Regions from separate parts of the Homo sapiens genome. Here region 1 is linked to region 2. Evidence: read pairs that join two places in POLR2A ChIA-PET (ENCODE). Cell type or tissue: GM12878. All regions are shown on one strand.

Region 1 (5,000 bases), 120 kb after region 2:
GCTTTGCTATTAAGACAGGAAACACAGCAGGAGAAAGACTTCTGAGGTGAGAAAAAGGTGATGAGTTCAGTGATTGACAACAAATTGAAATGTCCATAGGCTATTTAGGTGGAAATGTCTAAGAAGTAATTCAAAATGCATTCATTCAGGGCTGGGCACAGTGGCTAATATCTGTAATCCTAGCACTCTTGGAGGCTGAGGCAGGAGGATCACTTTAGGCCAGGAGTTTGAGACCAGTCTGGGTAACAAAACAAGACCTTGGTATATGCCTGTAGTACCAGCTACTCCAGCAGCTAAGGGTTACTTGAGCCCAGGAGTCTGAGACTGCAGTGAGCCATGATCACACCACTGCACTCCAACCTGCGCAAGAGTGAGACCCTGTCACGTACATACATACATATATATAAAATTCATTCATTATTGGGCACCAGCTAGGTGCTGGGAATACTGAGATAATAAACAACCCCCTTCTTACCTTAAAGGAGCTCACAATCTATTAACAGTTGGGAAAATAGATAAGCATATGGACCCTTAGAATGCAACATAATAATTGCTATGGTAGAGATGTGAACTGGTTCCATGGAATCACAGAGGAAGAACATCAACTCCAGACTACAGTGGTCAAAAAGCAATGTAAAGTGGAGACAGAGATCTGCAGCCCAAACTACGTTCGGTCACCCAAACAACAAAAGATTAAAATTAAACACAAATTGTGGGCAATATCAACACTTGAGAAGTCTAAAGAAAACAAATCAAAAGAATCAGAAGCAATGGTCAGGGAGTTAGGAGAAAAATCAGGAAAAAAAAAAAAAACACTTTCAAGAAAGAGGAAGTGGTAAACAGCTCCATAAACATAGAAAAGTCTGTAGAATTAGGACATAAATGAGGGTTGAATTTTACATTTTAAGTCACTAATGATTTTAGTGATGGTAGTTTCAAAAGGATTTTCGCATCCATTTCTTCCTTTCTAATTTCTACCTTGCCAGTTCTGGCTCTCATTACCTCTTGCCTAAAATCCTAACTGGTCTTCTTACCTCCAGTTTCTCCCCTCCCCAATCCATCATCCTATAAAACGCTGCCTAATCAATCTTAAAATGCAGCTCACCTGCTCTAAAATCCCCACTGACCCACCACGACCTATAGAATTAAGCACCATATCTACTGTATGTATTCAGGATTCTTCACAAAAGCCCTATTCTACCTTACCAATATTACTTCTACTCCTCCTTTCATATCCTACACTCCAAAAAACAGTGGGCAGTCACTTCTCTTTCAGCAGAACCCACCCTGGAAAGCTTCTAAGTTTGAAGACACAATTACATTCCATTAAATACAAACTTTATTGCTCCCTCCCTTAATTTTTAAGCTCCTTAATTACAATTAGAAGACATAAAGGGGGAAAAACTCCCACTTACGATAGCAATAAAAAAGATAAAATACCTAGAAACAATAAATGTCAGGAGGCTGCGGCAGGAGGATCACTTGAGCCCAGGAGTTCCAGGCCAGCCTGGGCAACACAGCAAGAACCCATCCTCCCCACCTGCCCCCAAAATTAGTAATAATGCAATCTAAATTTTAAAAAAAATCAAATGGGTTGCTTTGTTTTTGGAATGAGACCTAGACAATTTTGAGACAATTCTTAAATTCACATAGAAAACTAACCATAAAAAAAAAGCTCAGAGGAGGAAATAAAGAAAACTGAAGGGACTAACCCTGTTAGACAGTAAAATATAATCTAAACCCTCAACAAATAAGACAGCGTGTTAATAGTTCACAAACAGGCAGACAGACTAAAGGAAGAGAAGTTCAAAAATGAAACAAAATATATGTGAGAATTCAGTATATAATGAGAAAAAAATGGACTAAATAGGTGAGGATGACTGTGTGGTTATCTAGAAAAAATAAAATTATACCTATAACACACTATTCATACAGATAAATGAAGCAAAGATTTAAATGTAAAAATAAACCCACAAAAATAGTAAGATAAAATACAACAGAATTCTTTATAAACTCAAGAATAAAGAAGGCTTTTCTAATTGACTCAAAATACTAAAGCTTAAAAACCTTCTAAATGTCAAAAAATCATAAGCAAAATCACTGAGTTGAAACTGGAAAAACTATTTTCAACTTATCACAAAGGATTAATTTCCCTAATGTATACCAAATTCCCACAAATTGGTAAAAAAAGAATCTCACAGAAAAGTGGGCAGGGTATATAAACTGACAACTCTCAGAAGAGAAAATACAGGTTTTTCTTAAGTATGTGTATGTTCAATTCATTCATAATAGAAATGCAAACTAAAACTACATTGAGTTAAAAAAATCAATTTTTCCACCTATTGGAGTAGCCAAAATATTTGTGGTAACAGGCTGTTTTGATAATATAGGATTGTAGGAACTCTCAACCACGGTTTTTGGAGGTACAAAATAGTAAAACCCTATGGAAAGTACTATCTGTCAACACTACAAATATATATAAGTTAACCCTTGAACAACATAGGATGGAACTGTGAGGGTCCACTTACATGTAGATTTTTTACAACCAAACTCTTATGGAATACAGTATTTGCAACATGCAAAACCCACGTATACAGAGGGCCAACCTTCTGCATACATAGTTCCACAGGGTCACTTGAGGGACCTGAGTATGCGCAGATTTTGGTATACGTGGGCATCCTGGAACCAACTTCCAGCATACACCGACGGACCACTGTACTCTTTAACCCAGCAACTTCGCTTCTAGTAACTTAGCCCCAGGTTATATTTGTACTTGTTGAAATTATAGCTATACAAAGTTATTTAGCACAACGCTGTACAAAATAGCAGAAGGTAGGCTATCTAAAATGTCCACCAATGGAGTAATTAGTTCAATAAATTATGGTATATCCATACGAAGATACTATGCCAACGTAAAATGCAATCGGGAAGAGGAGAAATGAGGCCTCGATATCTACTCAAGAGAGTCTTTAAGATCCGGCAGACTGTCATCATAAGAAAAAGAGCACAAAACTCTATTTCATAAATATCTAAAAGCAGTAGTTATGGCTCCACATACATCACAAACAAAAACCATGATTCAAAACCATGTATACCATGCTAACATCTGTATAAAAAGGGGGGAAATATACATTTTTTATATTTACTTATATATACATAAAAATATCTCTAGAATTATACAGAAAGAAATAAAAGCTACATGGTGTTCAGAGTGAGAACTCAGCGAATGAGTAACAGAGATGGGAGGGAGATACTTTTCATTAAATACTTTTTATGCTTTTTTATTTCTGAATGTAGATACATTATTTTATTAAGGTGAAATTTGATTTGTATTTGAGGGTGAAATTCTGTAAACAGGAGCATTACATAAACACTATGTAATATTTTGACAAAGGTAACTCCAACCAAAACATTGTTCAAGCTGAAAATATCTGTTCATGCAACCACTGAGCTTACTCTACTTTGGCATGGAGTAAGCATATTTAAGATGGCTCAACTAACTTTATAAAATTATAAACCAGATTATGAACTTCAATTGTACTCGAAAACATTCAATTTCTAAAATTAATATTCCTGGTTATCAGGCAGCTGTTTTTATAATAAATATTTCAACCTATTCAGAAACAATATATAAGCACATTTTTAAAACCACAGTATGTATGACTTTGCTGATTAATCTAAAAATCTAAGCCAAGTACCCAGTTGTTCTACAACTGACGGGAATTACTTTCCATAAATTGGCTAACATACAAAGCCTTTCATAAAAGGCTGAGAATTACAGTGTTTTGCAACATAAAGGAACTTTCCCATTTCAGAGACATTCCCAAGGTAGTGCTATCCACAAAAGATGAGTTTACTGAACCGAAACGTTTTGTTTCTAGTGCACCATCTCTTCTACTACATCATACTTCTTTCCACAACAGCTTACCTCTTAGGGATGTAAGGGGAACGTTCTCAGGGCTAAGTTTTAGAACCCAGAAAGTGATAAAAATAAATCTCAGAGAGACAGGACAACTCTTCATGACTTTATAAAAGATATATTTTGTGACAGGCAACTCTAATAATAAAATATTAGCAAAACCACTATAGTACCATTCAAACCATGTCTGGAACTCTGCAATCACAACATTAATAAAATATATTGCTATATACATTACAAATAAACCAAAACCTAAAAAGTAAGGATCATGATTTTTATTCTAGGTAAATTTTATCTGTTTCATGCTTGTATTTCTTGACTTTAATTTCTTCAATCTCTTATCATTATTTTTACCACTAACCCCATAGCATATCAATGATAGTTCCATTTTTCTTGAAAGGGGATTCAAGCAAAAAAAAAAAAAATTATAGTTCCAGGAGGATTTTTTTTATGGAACAAAGTATTATAGTATCATTTCCCAAATTTCATTTAACTGAACACTTTATCTTCAGCTGATGTTAATGTTTTCGTTTATCTCAGGGAACAATAAAGAATGTTGCATTTTAAAAAGCTTACTTTCTGAATTACTACCAAACCCCAAAACAAGGACAAATTAGAAGGGGCCAAATGTCTCTAAAAGTATTTCTCATTGTTTATATTTCATCATATTAAAATCTAGAATGTTTTCTTCTGCCTTCCAGTTTTATCCAGTAAAATAAATCCAATACTGCTTACTTTCTTGTAGCCTTAATAATTCATGTGCAATGATAAGACAAAACTATCAAGATTCATAAACACTCATCAATAACTATATCACTATCATCTTAATGAAAATGAACTTCATTTTACCCAAATTCAAAAAGATACTAAGACATAAATCAGAATGCTCACTAGAAGATTAGAAAATGTGATGTAGACACTCACCTACATAATGCATATTAAGAGCCAAATACTTATACTGGAAAAGAGGGTTATTACTAAGGCTACTTCTTTGGATCTGCTGGAAAAAGGAGCTGACATCCCATCTGTACAGGACATCCAACAGCATGATGCTTGGCACCCTCAGGGCCACATTTAACAC
Region 2 (5,000 bases):
CTCTGATCCCCTATACCTACATTTCATGGGCTTCTCAGAATAGTATAGTGGTTAAGAACACTGGTTCTGAAATCTGACAGAGCTGCCTATCTCAACTTGAGCAAGGTAATCCACCTCACAGGATCTCAGTTTCCTCATCTGTAAAATGGAGCAATTGCAGTATCTACCTCTAAATGCCAGGGAACAGGCTTGAGGCAATAAGGGTATAAAGACTTGGCTTCATGACTAGCCTCACTAAAGCCACAATGAAGCATCATTATCACCCCCTGCACCTACCCTCTTCAGTCCCTTCCTCCTTCAAGTCCAGGCAAATCTGCCCTGTGCTCTGCAGAAGCAGCAGGTCTCCAAAAGCAGCCCATCGACAGAGCCCACGTCTCCTTTACCCATGGAGGAAAACTGCCGGTTGAGAAAACCTATTTCTCCTTCATTTTCCTTTTCAAAACAGCAAGTAGGCAATGCAAGCTGCCCACAGACCTGCCTGGGAGAAATGTCCTCCAGGAACTCCTCCAACCTGCTTGCTGATAACCATGCACAAGGGTCTGTTTTTAAAGCCTATCTGATTTTCTCCTCCCCCACTACACCATCTCCATCCAAGTCCTTGGACTCTGCAGTGGCTGCCTACTTTTCTGTCTCCACTCTGACCCCCTGCAATAGCCAGAGTGAGCTTTTCCAAATGTCAGTGGTACTGTGCCATCTCACTGCCCAAGACTTTTTAATGGCTTCCCACTGCACTTAGAACAAATCCATGACATGACATGATACCAGACCACCTCCCAACCTTCTGCCCCCTTCCTCCAACTTGCCAAGCTCCTACCGCACTGGCCCATTTCAATCCCTCTCAGTTGTGCCCTGTTCAATCTGACCTCAGGCCCAGACCCTGGCCGACTCTTGCCTGGCGGGCCTCTCCTCCAACCCTTCCCTAGTTAGCCAATCTTTTCTCACCCTCAGAGCTCAGCCTATAGCTCCTTCCCCAGAGAGGTTTGGCCTGACACCCCACCTTTAATCTAAATTAGGTTTTTCCTGTTTTTTTTTTTCCTTTTAAGGCACTTAACTCAATGCAAATTATATTTTTACATATATGTGTGTGTATTTTTTGTTACTGTCTTTCTCCCTCTTCTTATTCTTCTCTTCCTTTAACTCATAGACTTCGTAGAGGAAGAAACTATCAATTTTACTTACCTAATGAGTGGCATAAGGCCTGGGGTAGAATAGAAAAGCTCAAATATTAATTGATTGAATAAATGAATAATTTTATGAATGAATGTTATGTATTGGGGGGCAAATACAATCCGGAAGAATAAAAGGGTGACAGATAAATCCAAGGCATTGTTGATGGAAGGAAGGTGCACCTCATCCCAACCCGTAGAACAAACCACCTCCCCCAAGCATGCCACACCAGGCCTGAGATTTTTCCTTTTCACTTAAGCACGGTCGTCATCTAAAAATAAAAATGTCCCTGAGAGCAGCCAGATGAATTGAAGCATTCCTTTCTAAGGGACCCAGGGAAATAGGCAGATGCAAAGAGCAGAAGTGTAGAAGGAAATATAGAAATGAAATGGGGAGAATGAAGAAAAGTAGAGAAAAAAGAATAAAGGGCTGGAGTTCACTCACCACTTACAAAAAAAACTTTAGGCCAAGTATGAAAAATAAGCCCAACATGTCTCCTGTTTCTTGGGTCATATCACTGCATCACATAGTCATTATTCCTGAAATGAGCTACTCCGGCTTCTGTTCTGCACCTCAAAATAATGTCTGCTACAAAATAATGTCTACAGTATGATTCTGTTAAATATATATATACACACACACATACATATGTGTGTACATACATACATATGAGTGTACATATATGGATGTGTGTGTACACATACATGTGTATATGGAATTCTGTGCAGCATTAAAAAGAATGAAGGTAGAGTTAGAAGCACTGGAATGGAAAGAAATGTACAGCATATTGTGACTTGAGAAAACCAAGTTGCAGAATACTATTCAAAGTATGGCCCCATTTCTGGGAGAAAAATGAAAGCATGAAAGAGTGAAAGGGAGAGAGGGAGGGGAAGAGACAGTTTTTACAAGTATGGTTCACTCCCTCACTTCATTCAAGTCTCTGCATAATGTCAACGGCTTTAGAAATGCCTTCCCCTCTGGGCATGGTGGATTACACCTATAATCCCAGCACTTTGGGAGGCCAAGGTGGGTAGATCACCTGAGGTCAGGAGTTCGGGACTAGCCTGGCCAACACGGTGAAACCCCATCTCTAATAAAAATTTTTAAAAAAATTATCTGGGTGTGGTGGTGGGTGCCTGTGATCCCAGCTACTCAGGAGGCTGAGGCAGGAGAATCGGTTGAACCCGGGAAACGGAGGTTACAGTGACCTGATATCGTGCCATTCCAGCCTGGGTGACAAGAGCAAAACTCCGTCTCAAAAAGAAAAAAGAAAGAAATGACTGCCCTAGAGCACTCTAGCTCCTTATTCTGCTTAACTTTTCTTCATAGTACTCACCATGTTGTATTTTATATTCATTTGTCTTTTATTGTCTCTCTCACCTGAATATAAGCCCCACAAAGACAGTCATAGACCCCAGCAACTAGAACTGAGCCTGGCACACAGTATGCCATCAGGAAATATTTTTTAAATGTAGGAACTTCAAAGAGTTAACCTATAGAGAGTGGAACAGGCAGTGGGGAAGAATGGAAGACGTGCATTTTATTTTTATATTTTTGCAGTGGTTTGCTTTTTTTTTTTTTTTTTTTTTTGCACTCCCAGGCTGGAGTGCAGTGGTGTGATCTCAGCTCAGCTCACAGCTGCCTCGACCTCCTGGGGCTCAAGCGATCCTCCCACCTCAGGCCCTTAAGTAGTTGGGACTACAGGCAGATGCCAACACGCCCGGCTAATTTTGTGTATTTTTTGTGGAGACTGAGTCTCACCATGTTGCCCAGGCTGGTCTCAAATTCCCTGGCTCAAGCAATCCACCCAGCTCGACCTCCCAAAGTGCTGGGATTACAGGTGCAAGCCACCACGCCCAGGCTAGTGTTCTGCTTTATATGGCAATATGCTTTTACATTAAAAATTAAAAATCAACCACAAGCAGTGGAAGGAAAGACTTCTTGTAGACTGAGCTGATATCAAGCCCCCTGTGGCTTCCTAGAGCCGAGCAGAGTGAGGACCTCTCCTTTGTTGCCACAATGCTCTTTCCTGCCCATGTGAGTTCTCCCTTTTCAGGTAGAACTGCCCATAGTTCTTTCTGCTAAGCTCAGAAGGACCAAGAGTGAGCACCAACCTCCACTATACACAGGAGGAAACCAGGAAGGAAAAGCTGAAAGGAGAATGAATTCACTTATGTTTAAGGCAGAAGAGGGCTCATACTGAAACAATTCCGTAGATGAAACAGATGCAAAAGCACTTAACGGAAAAAGTGACAGTGTTAATAAAAGAAATCACAATGATAATTAGGTCCTCATTACTGTGTGACTGATGGACCTTCATCCGTTCAAAGCACTATTTTTTAGGCTCCTACGATGTGTGTTGGGCACTGTACCAGGCACAGACTTGGGATTTGCTCTCTCATGCTGGCATCTTGCAAGGCTTGGAGTTTCCTAATTTGCTTTGCTGCCAGGGTAAGATTTTAAAAGCAGGCCACTGTTTACATCCCTTCCGAACCTGCAACCCCAGTGACATGAGAACAATGTGGCCAGTCTCAGGCGTTGGTAGCCAGCACCTGGTGTGGTACCTACACTACGGACCGAAATCAGCAGCCCTTTCCTCAGCAGGATTGTGTGTCTCCCAAACAATTCTGCACATCCAGAGAAAAGCGAACTTATGAGTCTCTTTCTTACCAGCCTAACACAGGTGGCGTATTTCTAGAGCTTCATAAACTAGAGCAAGAAACACCTAAATATTCCCAGTCATGGAATCGGCAGATCCTCATCTTAGGGACATGGAACTTTTTCCTATGAATAGTGTCTTTCTCAACAGGAGGAAAGCATCATTTCAAACTTGTAAAAAACAAGATGCCTTACCTATTTCCCTAAAGTGGCTAGAGACTGAGATCTATGATTTATCTGAATAGTCTTATTAATAGTTATAAAGATGACTTGATTTTAAAGAATCCATTACATAATAGGCTCTTCTATCCTCTCTCTTCCTCCCATGTCTTAAAGTAAGTGATCCATCCTCGTCACACTAACTCAAGTACCTGAGCTCACAGGTCCGTCTCATTCTGCCTTACCTGGGACCAGCCCCACCAAGGACTCCTCTTCTGTTTTGCATTTGCCATTCTTCCCTCCCTGGTTAATTCTTTCCTTCAGTTTGCAAACATTATCAAGTTTTCCCATTGTCTAAAATTTTAAAAGGATGCTCCTTCTTTTCTCTGAGTTAGTTTCTTCACTGCCGACATCCTTCTTATAAGAGTCCCTGTCACTACTTGCCATTTCAACCACATAATACGGGCATCCAGGCCCTCAGCATGTACTTGAATCTCCTCTTAAAGTTTACCAGTGACTGTCTGGTGCTTTCTCAGCCTTCATGTCCATCTGGATCTCTCTAGCACTTATTATATGACTCCCCCTCTTTGAAACACCCTCCTTTTATCTTTTTTTTTTTTTTTTTTTTTTGAGATGGTGTGGAGTCTCGCTCTGTCACCCAGGCTGGAGTGCAGTGGCGCAATCTCTGCTCACTGCAACCTCCACCTCCTGGGTTCAAGTGATTCTCGTGCCTCAGCCTCCCGAGTAGCTTGGACCACAGGTTCACACACCACCACACCCAGCTGATTTTTGTATTTTTTGGTAGAGATGGGGTTTCACCATGTTGGCCAGACTGGTCTTGAACTCTTGGCCTCAAGTGATCTGCCCACCTCGGCCTCCCATAATGCTGGGATTACAGACATGAGCCACCGTACCTGACCTCCTCCTTTTATTTCTATGCTCTGTATGCTCAAGCTTCTTTTTCTGAACTCTCTAACACACCCTGCCTTCTTGCTAAGCGTGATTATTCCCCCCAA

What was found. Peaks named below come from ENCODE experiments on the same cell type or tissue, not always from the same donor. Only the 100,000 strongest peaks of a DNase experiment are listed, where the experiment ranks them.
Region 1: POLR2A ChIA-PET joins it to region 2 with 6 read pairs; 2 of 35 experiments call an interaction of 5 or more read pairs at or near these places.

What each region holds. Positions count from the first base shown.
Region 1 is chr5:159,198,591-159,203,590 of GRCh38, forward strand. RNF145 (ring finger protein 145) reads right to left here. Exons shown (of 11, transcript NM_001199383.2): 2 at 4,844-5,000. Among named protein-coding and RNA genes, the nearest start is that of RNF145, 8.5 kb to the right of the region's middle. In GM12878, no CTCF peak of the experiment used is centred here; no DNase peak of the experiment used is centred here; H3K4me3 peaks cover 1,611 bases; H3K27ac peaks cover 1,981 bases.
Region 2 is chr5:159,075,011-159,080,010 of GRCh38, forward strand. The region is part of intron 5 of EBF1 (EBF transcription factor 1); the gene reads right to left. Among named protein-coding and RNA genes, the nearest start is that of EBF1, 22 kb to the right of the region's middle. In GM12878, no CTCF peak of the experiment used is centred here; no DNase peak of the experiment used is centred here.